Regions from separate parts of the Homo sapiens genome. Here region 2 is linked to region 1. The links are chromatin loops, found by intact Hi-C in ENCODE. Cell type or tissue: CD14-positive monocyte. All regions are shown on one strand. Each heading gives the region's core, and the rest is flanking DNA. Links, peaks and the distances in the headings are about the cores only.

Region 1 (4,400 bases), core at 174-4,173:
ATGCTCCAAATTAGAAGTATAAGGTGCAGCATCAATATCACCATGGGGCCTAGGGCACTGCCCTCCCCAAAGCATAGATCTAACTACAAGTTACCGTTCCAAATACCAACCTCATTTTACTTTAGCCTTTTAGGGCTTCACAAAATAGACAGTTATTTTATGCTCACTTAAGAGTACAGCACAGTTGTAGGTCAAGTGGAGGTGGTGGTGGTGGTAGTACATATGTATGTGTCTGTGTGTGTGTTTGCTGTGGGAGCAGGGGAAGTGCTCCGCTCGACACAATCATTCAGAGACGAAATCAGATGGAGGCTCTGCCATCTTCAGTGAGAGGCTTCCAAGGTTGCCCTGAATGTCAACATTCACGTAGCAGAGGAATAAAGAACACTAAGGATTGTGGCGGGGACCTCATGCTGGTGAACATCCCTTCCTTTGCTAAGATTTAATTGCAAGACTGCATCAAGCTGCAAAGGTGGGGGAGGAGCTGGCAGAAATAGAGTCCCTAGCTGCTCACCCACTTTTTAGCAGCAACTCTACCCTGTATGAAAGAGGAGCATGGACTTTTGATATACAGCCAGGTATGTCTGATAGGGATGGAAACCTTCCTGAAATGCATGAGTACTGCTCCTGAATGATGCAGAGAACATAATCCTTTCTTGAAAACTTAGTGCAGTTGTTTCCCAGTGTGTGTTCCTAGTTAACCTAATCCTGTGAGGTGCTCCCAAAACAAAACTAAACAAGACAAAAGTCTTGTGGTCAGAACGCCATAATTACAATTTCCACAAAGGGAACATTTTTGGATGTGAATTGCATTTTAACATATGTGACTCTTTTAATTCATTTCAGATTACTTAAATGGATGGATTTTTTTTTTAAACTGTCACTCTTCTACCTGTTTCTCTTCATCTTTCCCAGGTGCCTTTACAGCTGTGAAGTCAGAGAATGAAACATTTTGTGGGTGATGACTTGTAGTTCTGTGCTTCCTTTTTATCTGGCCCAAGTTTTCAATCAAAGAATCAAAAAAGAAGCTTCAAGGGAAAGAAGAACCTGTGTTTGTTTTAGGTATTTAATAGTTCTTTGTTGGTTTGCATTCTGCAGGATATCTAACACTATGTATACATATATATATATATAGAGAGAGAGAGAGAGTGTGTGTGTGTGTGTGTGTGTGTGTGTGTGTGTGTGTGTGACGGACATTCATTCCTGTTGCCCAAGCTGGAGTACAATAGCGTGATCTTGACTCACTGCAACCTCCACCTCCCAGGTTCAAGTGATTCTCCTGCTCAGCCTCCCGAGTAGCTGGGATTACAGGCATGCACCAGCACTCCTGGCTAATTTTTGTATTTTTAGTAGAGACGGGGTTTTACCATGTTACCCAGGCTAATCTCGAACTCCTGACCTCAGGTGATCTGCCCGCCTCGGTCTCCTAAAGTACTGGGATTACAAGCGTGAGACACTGCACCCGGCCCTAACACTGTTATATTTTTCTAGAGAAAATTTCTTCAGAGTTAGAGAAACTATCTGATACCACGAAGAAAAAAAAAAAGACAAACCCTGCTATGGCAGGTGCTTCTGAGCTTGAGTACGTATTTTAGCTTCCTACACATTGCACTGTCTATGATTTAAGAGTTTCAGATGACAGGAAGAGAAAGAAAAACTTCTGTTCTTTTCTAACAAGTATTCTTAGAAATGCCAACTCATTTTTCTGGAGTATATATAGCACAAGTTAACAAGAAAATGAATCACTTCCAGTACTATGTGGGAACTGTGACACTGTAGTAACACAGCTTACTTTCAAACGAGTGGCTTGAAAGCAGCATTCTCTATTTTTAAAGTTACAATTGGATTACCAAAGTGGGTGAGCAAGACTCTGAAGAGGGCTCTCACCTCAACTGAGTTTAGGGTTGTCCTCAAAGTTAACTGAACACATTTAATAGTAATATATGTAATTGTCATTGTGCTGTGTATTAGTCCATTTTCACATTGCTGATAAAGATGTACCTGAGACTGGGTAATTTATAAAGAAAAAGAGGTTTAATGGACTCACAGTTCCACATGGCTGAGGAGGCCTCACAATCATGGCAGAAGGTGAAAGGCACATCTTACATGGCAGCAGACAACAGAGAAAATGAGAGCCAAGTGAAAGGAGTTTCCCCTTATAAACCCATCAGATCTCATGAGACTTATTCACTACCACAAGAATAGTGTGGGGGAAACTGCTCCCATGATTCAAGTATCTCCTACCAGGTCCCTCCTGCAACATATTGGAATTATGGGAGCTACAATTCAAGATGAGATTTGGGTAGAGACACAGCCAAACCATATCGTGCTGGATGATAATTGGGTATAAGTGGTATTCAGTCCCACATATGAGTCTGTTTTGTCACAGCAAACCAAGCATTTCTAGAATTCTGGTGGGTATCATGTCCTGCCTGCCCTTTGTTAAAGAGAATCAACTCTGGGATCTAATTAAAGATAAATTTTATTTTTAAAAAACCAAATATTGCAATAGAGGAAAAGAGGCTCACTATTGAACTGAGCTCAATTCCAAATACAGTGTGGACAAGTAGGGATTTATAGCCAAGGACAAGGGTGGGGACCAGTGGATGGAAAAATTACTAAGAGGAAATATCAGGGGTAAGGGGGATTTTAGCTAAACTGATGGTAGTATTCTTATTGAAGGCAGGCTGGAGAGATCAGATTCTAAGAGTGAGGATAAGGAATTATTAGATATCAAAGATGGGGATTCTTGCTAAACTCACCTAACAGAATTTTTTTTTGTTAAGTCTTGGCATTGTAAAGATGGACACAGGAGTCTGAAGGTTGGAGCATGTTGAGAAGTAGCCTCAGAGGAGCCTGACCAAAGCTGGTCAAGGAGTGTCTTAGTCATCCCTGTATTCCACCTTTCCCCTGCCACAGTTCTCTTTTCTCCAAGCCTTATAACCTATACCTGCTGGCAGTTCTCAGGCCCTGCATCAATCCCAACTTAGGGCAAAAGGAATTGGAAAGATGACAAGTAGATTTCAGTGGATGCCTGCTCTGTTTGATTGGTAGTGGCTGCTAGAAGCTCAGAGTGAACAGAGTCTGGGTCTGGGCTCGCTCAGTGGGACAGAATGGCATGGGGCAGGAAAGACTGCAGCCAGCAGCACCTGGGATGGAACCAGGATTTAAGAAGCCTAAGATTTATACAATTTATACAAATGTATTACCATATGAACAGATTGCCAAGGCCTTGGAAAACACCTGTGGAAAGGAGAGGCCCTAAAGCTTAAGGTTTTTTAGCTTCCCAGTAAATTTGCCTTTGATCAAGTCACAAGCGTGTCATTCCTACTCTGGTCCTTTCTGGTCATATGTTTAATGCACAGAGAAAGAACTGGCTGATCATATAAAATGCGCTAAACCTACATTCCCAAGAATTGTAATTACAGATTATTATTGTCTTCATTTTAATTTTTTTTTACAATGATCTTATGTAAGTTTTATAACTATAAGAAAATGGAATCAGCTTTCTACTGTACATAAGTAGCCAAGGGGCTGTTTGGGCAAGAGCAAAGACAGCAGCACTTCTTGGAGACTCAGCGATTGTAATTCTGCTCCTACTGGGTAAATCCTTGTCTATGTTTATCTCATCTAGATGCTTTCATGTGGAATTCTGAAAGATGTTAGGGGCACATAGACACACAAAAACCTTTTTGGGAAATTTTTAACTTTTAGGATTTTGGAAATGTTCAGAAAAGTTGACAGCCAGACTCCAGTGTCATTAATATTTACTATGTCCCTTCTTTATTCATGGACATTCCAGCATCATTTATATCATCTTTGTGAACCAGTTCAAATGAAAAAGTCCCAAGATAGAACTCTCAATCATCCATGCGTGAAACAATATGTAATTAAAACTGACAATTGAAATATACAAATAATTCCATATTTTATGTAACTATTGTCATATGTTTCCCTACTTATCATTTACCAGAACTGGAATTTTCCAAGGAGGGGAAAAAATCATAACAGTTAACATTCACTGAGCACTTAAATTCGGTGCCAGCCACAATTCTAAGCACTCAGCTAAACTTCACAAAACCCTAGGTCATCGATAATATTGTCCCCATTTTATAGATGGGGGCAACTGAGGTACACGGGATCAGGAATTTGGCCATAGTTAAACATCTAGTAAGTAGCAGAGCCTGGATTTGAAATCAGGGAGTCCAGGGCCATCCTCTTTAATGCTGAATTATGCCACAGTGGAGTGATATGTAGAGAACCAGAATTCTAGAGCTGGGAAGTCAGATCTTGGATTGGGTATGCTGGGAAAGGAGACATGGCCTAAGACTCATGTGGGGATTTCAGGCTAGAACAGGAATCCCTGAGGGGCTGTGAGTGGGCCAGAGAAGGGCTGATGGGTC
Region 2 (4,400 bases), core at 203-4,202, 190 kb before region 1:
CAGTGCTTTGGGAGGCTGAGATGGGACGATTGCTTGAGCCCAGGAGTTTGAGAGCATCCTGGGCAACACAGTGAGAACTCAACTCTATAAAAGCATGGTGGCATGCACCTGCAGTCCTAACTGCTCAGGAGGCTAAGGCAGGAGGATCACCTGAGCCCAGGAGTTTGAGGCTGCAATGAGCTATGACTGTGCTACTACACTCCAGCCTGGGTGACAAAGAGACCCTGTCTCTTAAAATAGAAGACAAATAAATGTGGAAAAGTCCTTGTTTCTGGCCCACAGTGATTCTTCCCCAGTCCCCACCTTTTTTTTCCTTTTTATAGGGTGAAGGGAAGAGAGAGAAGCTCAGGAGTGTATTTGAAAGATTACATGTTATTATTTTATTGAACATTTCCAATGATGTTTGTAGTAGGAAGACTTTTGGTTCAACAGGTACCACATATTTACACAACTTTTTAGCAATTCCAATCTCTTTGTGGTTATTCAAATAAGTCAAGTCATTCTTTCCTTCTGTTGCTTTTGAACACTTTCCCTCTGTCTAAAGTGCCTTGAGACCCTTTGTCCATCTGACCAACTGCCACTGTTCTTCGAGGAGGCTCATGTGTCATTTTCTCCTGGAATAATTTTTTCTTTACATACCACTGAATGTTATAGTAACCCTCCTTCTATGCTCCCATAACACCCTATGTGTATCTCTTTTTATACTGTAATACAACTGTTAATTTTCCCTTTTTTTCCCCCATGACACTGTTCTTGAATGTCAGGAACTTAGTTTTCAGATTTTGTTTGAATGTCCAGCAACTAGCACAGTATACCTCAGTAGATACTTAGAAAATTCATAGAAAAAAATAATTAGCAATTTGTCTTTCCAGAATGTATGCTATACAGTAGAAAAACTACTGTATTGAACTCTGCCCATAACTAGCTGTAACTCACAAAATCTGAGCCTCCAATAAAGTAAGGTAATTATTTAGATGTCTAAAGTTCTCTGTGATTCTCAACCTAGTTTTCATTTCTAAATATTCTGAACAAGTAATAAAGCTACTTTTAAAAGAATGGACTTTAATTCAAATGCTTATTAATTTACACAGCTCTTATCTCAATTCATTAGGTTTTAATATAGAGATTTTATTAGTATAGTGGCTGTCAGAGAACAGCTTTCCTAACTTGATGGCCTTAGGGCTATAATGATCTATGTTTCTCTCCACTTCGCTGGCATATGATTTTCTTCCCTTAATTTCTCTTTCTCCTTGTTATCTGTTGCCTCCACTTCTATTAATAATCTCACTTTTTGCCTAGATCCAGAGCTAGTCCACGAAGGGGCTTGCCATATGACAGAAACTAGTGATGGCTAAGTGGAAGAAAATGAACTCCAGAAGTCTTTTCTTGTCTTCTCTTGCTCAGAGTGAAGGCATGTTGATTTTACAAAGACTTCAACCCCAGTTCCCTTGCTCACTACTATTCCTTCCACCCATATTCCATCTTGTAATTTTGGACAGTCAAAAACATAAAGAGGGGAGAGCCTTCTTATTTTCTGTCTGGTTCCCTTTATCCTTTCCTGTGTTTTTAAAACCTCTACCCAATAATTTTAAAACAGTCTCCAATCTTACAATCTGTCATATAGAGAAAGGAATCCATTTCCCACTGAAGCAGAGAAATGTGTCCCTGCCTAAAAATATCTTCTCATGGTAGTTAGTTCCTATCACTAAGATACTGTTAGTATTACAGGCACATTATAAATTAGATAGGCTTTTTTGGTCCTGACCAAAGGGGTCACTGCCGCATATAAAATCAATTTAATTGATTTATGGAGGTGGGGTTTACAGATTGCAGTTACAAATTAACTTTTGAAATATAAGCTACTTATAATTCAGGGTCTGGTTATCCAATCATAAATAGCACTTTTTGTGTTCTGAGTCACACTAAAACAGTAATGAGTATCTTCCTCTGCAAATGTGTTAGAAAAGATCAATGCTGTATTAGTTAAAATGTACCCACCATAAACAGTATTTATTGAAAACAATTTGAAAAGAGATGTACAAACCTAGATGTGTGCTCTATTAGAAACTTACACTCTATGAAGTACACAGAATAAAATTATTTTCATAAAAACTTAACTGGCAAGTAAAGACAGGTAATGCTTATCACACTGCTTATAAATTCTACTGCCTGGTTTCTTTTAAGTATAATATGTGAACTCTTCCTATTTGTGAAATTGCCATAACTGCTGCACAAATGATTTAAATTAACTTAGAGAAATTTTTAAAAAATTTTTACTTTAAGTTGTGGGATACATGTGCAGAATGTGCAGGTTTGTTACATCGGTATACATGTGCCATGGTGGTTTGGTGCACCTATAAACCCATTACCTAGGTTTTAAGCCCTGCATGCATTAGGTATTTGTCCTAATGCTCTCCCTCCCCTTGGCCCGGGGCCTGTCGCAGGCCCTGGTGTGTGAGGTTCCCCTCTCTGTGTCCATGTGTTCAACTTAGAGAGAAATTTTTAACTCTCAGATATATAAGGTTTAAATGTCAGGCTAAAAGTTTTAATTTTAATTACTGAGCTGATTACTTCTCTGAAAAGAGTTAGGTCTATTTCTTCTTTGATTAAACAGATTGGACAGCCTAGGTAAAATGGGGGAAGACAGGAAGTTTGCCTGGGCTAGACAGTCTTGCTTTACATCAGTTGTCTTGAAGTAAGTGTTAGAGTTCTTTCACTGTATTCCAGTTTGAAAGATGACAAAGTATACAGACACCTCATCTCCAATGCTCTTTTTAAATTTAATTTTATTTTGAGACAGGGTCTCGCTTTATCGCCCAGGCTGGAGTGCACTGGTATGACCATAGCTCACTGCAGCCTCAAATTTTTGGGCTCAAGCAATCTTCCAACCTTATCTCTCGAGTAGTTAGGACAGCAGGCGTGCGCCACTATGCCTAATTTTTAAATTTTTTGTAGAGACAGGGTCTTGTTATGCTGCCCAGGCTGGTCTCGTATTCCTGGCCTCAAGAGGTCCTCCTGCCTCATTCTCTCAAAGCACTGGGATTACAGGTGTGACCCACTGCACTTGTCTTCCCTTTTTAAACTAAAGCAATAACTATTAGTTAAATACCCAACATATGGAAGGCCAAGAATTGAAGGGGATACAAAGAAATGTAAGAAATGGTATGTGTCCCCAAAGTGCTTAGACTTTAGCTGGGGAGACTGAATAAAAATTTTATGTTAAACAATACAAAATTTAAATAACTTTAAAAATACAACTAGAAGAAATATTACAAGATGGTGTAGTTATTTGGTAAATGAATGGTGCAATAATTGGTATGATGGGGTTTCACAGGTGACGGGGATCACTTTCTATTAACAATAACACTACAGCACTCACCACCACTTATTGAGTGCCTTGTATGTCCCAGGCTGGTTTAGAGTACATTACCCGTGTATCAGGAACCTTCACAATGATCCTATAAGGTGTACTATTATTGACAGGAATAAGAATTTTAATGATGAGAAATGTACTCACCGAGAGCTGGGTACAGAGGCTCACGTCTGTAATCCCAGCACTTTGGGAGGCTGAGGTGGGCGGATCACCTGAGGTCAGGAATTCAAGACCAGCCTGGCCAACATGGTGAAACCCCATCTCTACTAAAAGTACAAAAATTAGCCAGGCGTGGTGGCAGGCACCTGTAATCCCAGCCACTTGGGAGGCTGAGGCAGGAGAATCACTTGAACCCGGGAGGCAGAGGTTGCAATGAGCTAAGATTGAGCCACTGCACTCCAGCCTGGGTGACAGAGTGAGATTCTGTCTCAAAAAAAAAAAGTACTTACAGAGGTTAAGTAACATGTACAAGGTCATGTAGCTAGTAAACAGCAGAGGAGCTGGGATTTAATCCTAGGTTCTCTCTCTCTAATTCCAAAGCCAGTCATCTTTTTTATTGCTCTCATCTTCCCATAGGAAGATGGTTCTCAACTGGAGCCAATTTTGTCCCTCAGGGAATATTTGGGGATATCCAGAGACTTTTCTGTTTGTCATAAATGAATAAGTGAGGGTGAGTGGCTAGTAGGTATAAACTAGGAATTCCACTAAACACCCTACAGTTCACAGAACAGTCCCGCTGACCAAAGAACTGCCTGACCCAAAAGTCAACAGTACTAAGGAGATGCTCACTAAACAAAGACTTTCCAAAAAACCTGTTAAAGGTAGGACTGGAGCTCAGTCTTGAAGCACAGGTAGGATCTGAAAGGGGGGGTGGGGGTGGGGGTGGGGGGGGCAGTGGTGATAAGGGTGAATTCCAGATAAGGGAAACAGAACACATAGTACAAGATAGCTTCAAAAGACAGTGAATAAGCCTATTAGAAAAACTGAAGAAAAGCAATTTGAAGGGGAAGTGGGAACAAGACTAAAA

Evidence for each region. A loop is a pair of places that touch in the nucleus more often than their neighbours do. Peaks named below come from ENCODE experiments on the same cell type or tissue, not always from the same donor. Only the 100,000 strongest peaks of a DNase experiment are listed, where the experiment ranks them.
Region 2: a loop joins it to region 1, with 6 times the contacts of the local background. A loop is called at or near these places in 1 of 110 quality-filtered maps.

The regions. Positions count from the first base shown.
Region 1 is chr13:48,881,765-48,886,164 of GRCh38, reverse strand. All of the region lies in intron 2 of LOC107984559 (a long non-coding RNA gene), which reads right to left. Among named protein-coding and RNA genes, the nearest start is that of FNDC3A, 92 kb to the left of the region's middle. RefSeq lists an enhancer at 1,524-1,763. In CD14-positive monocyte, for the core only: no CTCF peak of the experiment used is centred there; DNase peaks (open chromatin) are centred at 1,244, 1,734 and 2,184; H3K4me3 peaks cover 1,250 bases; H3K27ac peaks cover 1,174 bases.
Region 2 is chr13:49,075,666-49,080,065 of GRCh38, reverse strand. All of the region lies in intron 3 of FNDC3A (fibronectin type III domain containing 3A), which reads right to left. Among named protein-coding and RNA genes, the nearest start is that of FNDC3A, 100 kb to the right of the region's middle. In CD14-positive monocyte, for the core only: no CTCF peak of the experiment used is centred there; no DNase peak of the experiment used is centred there.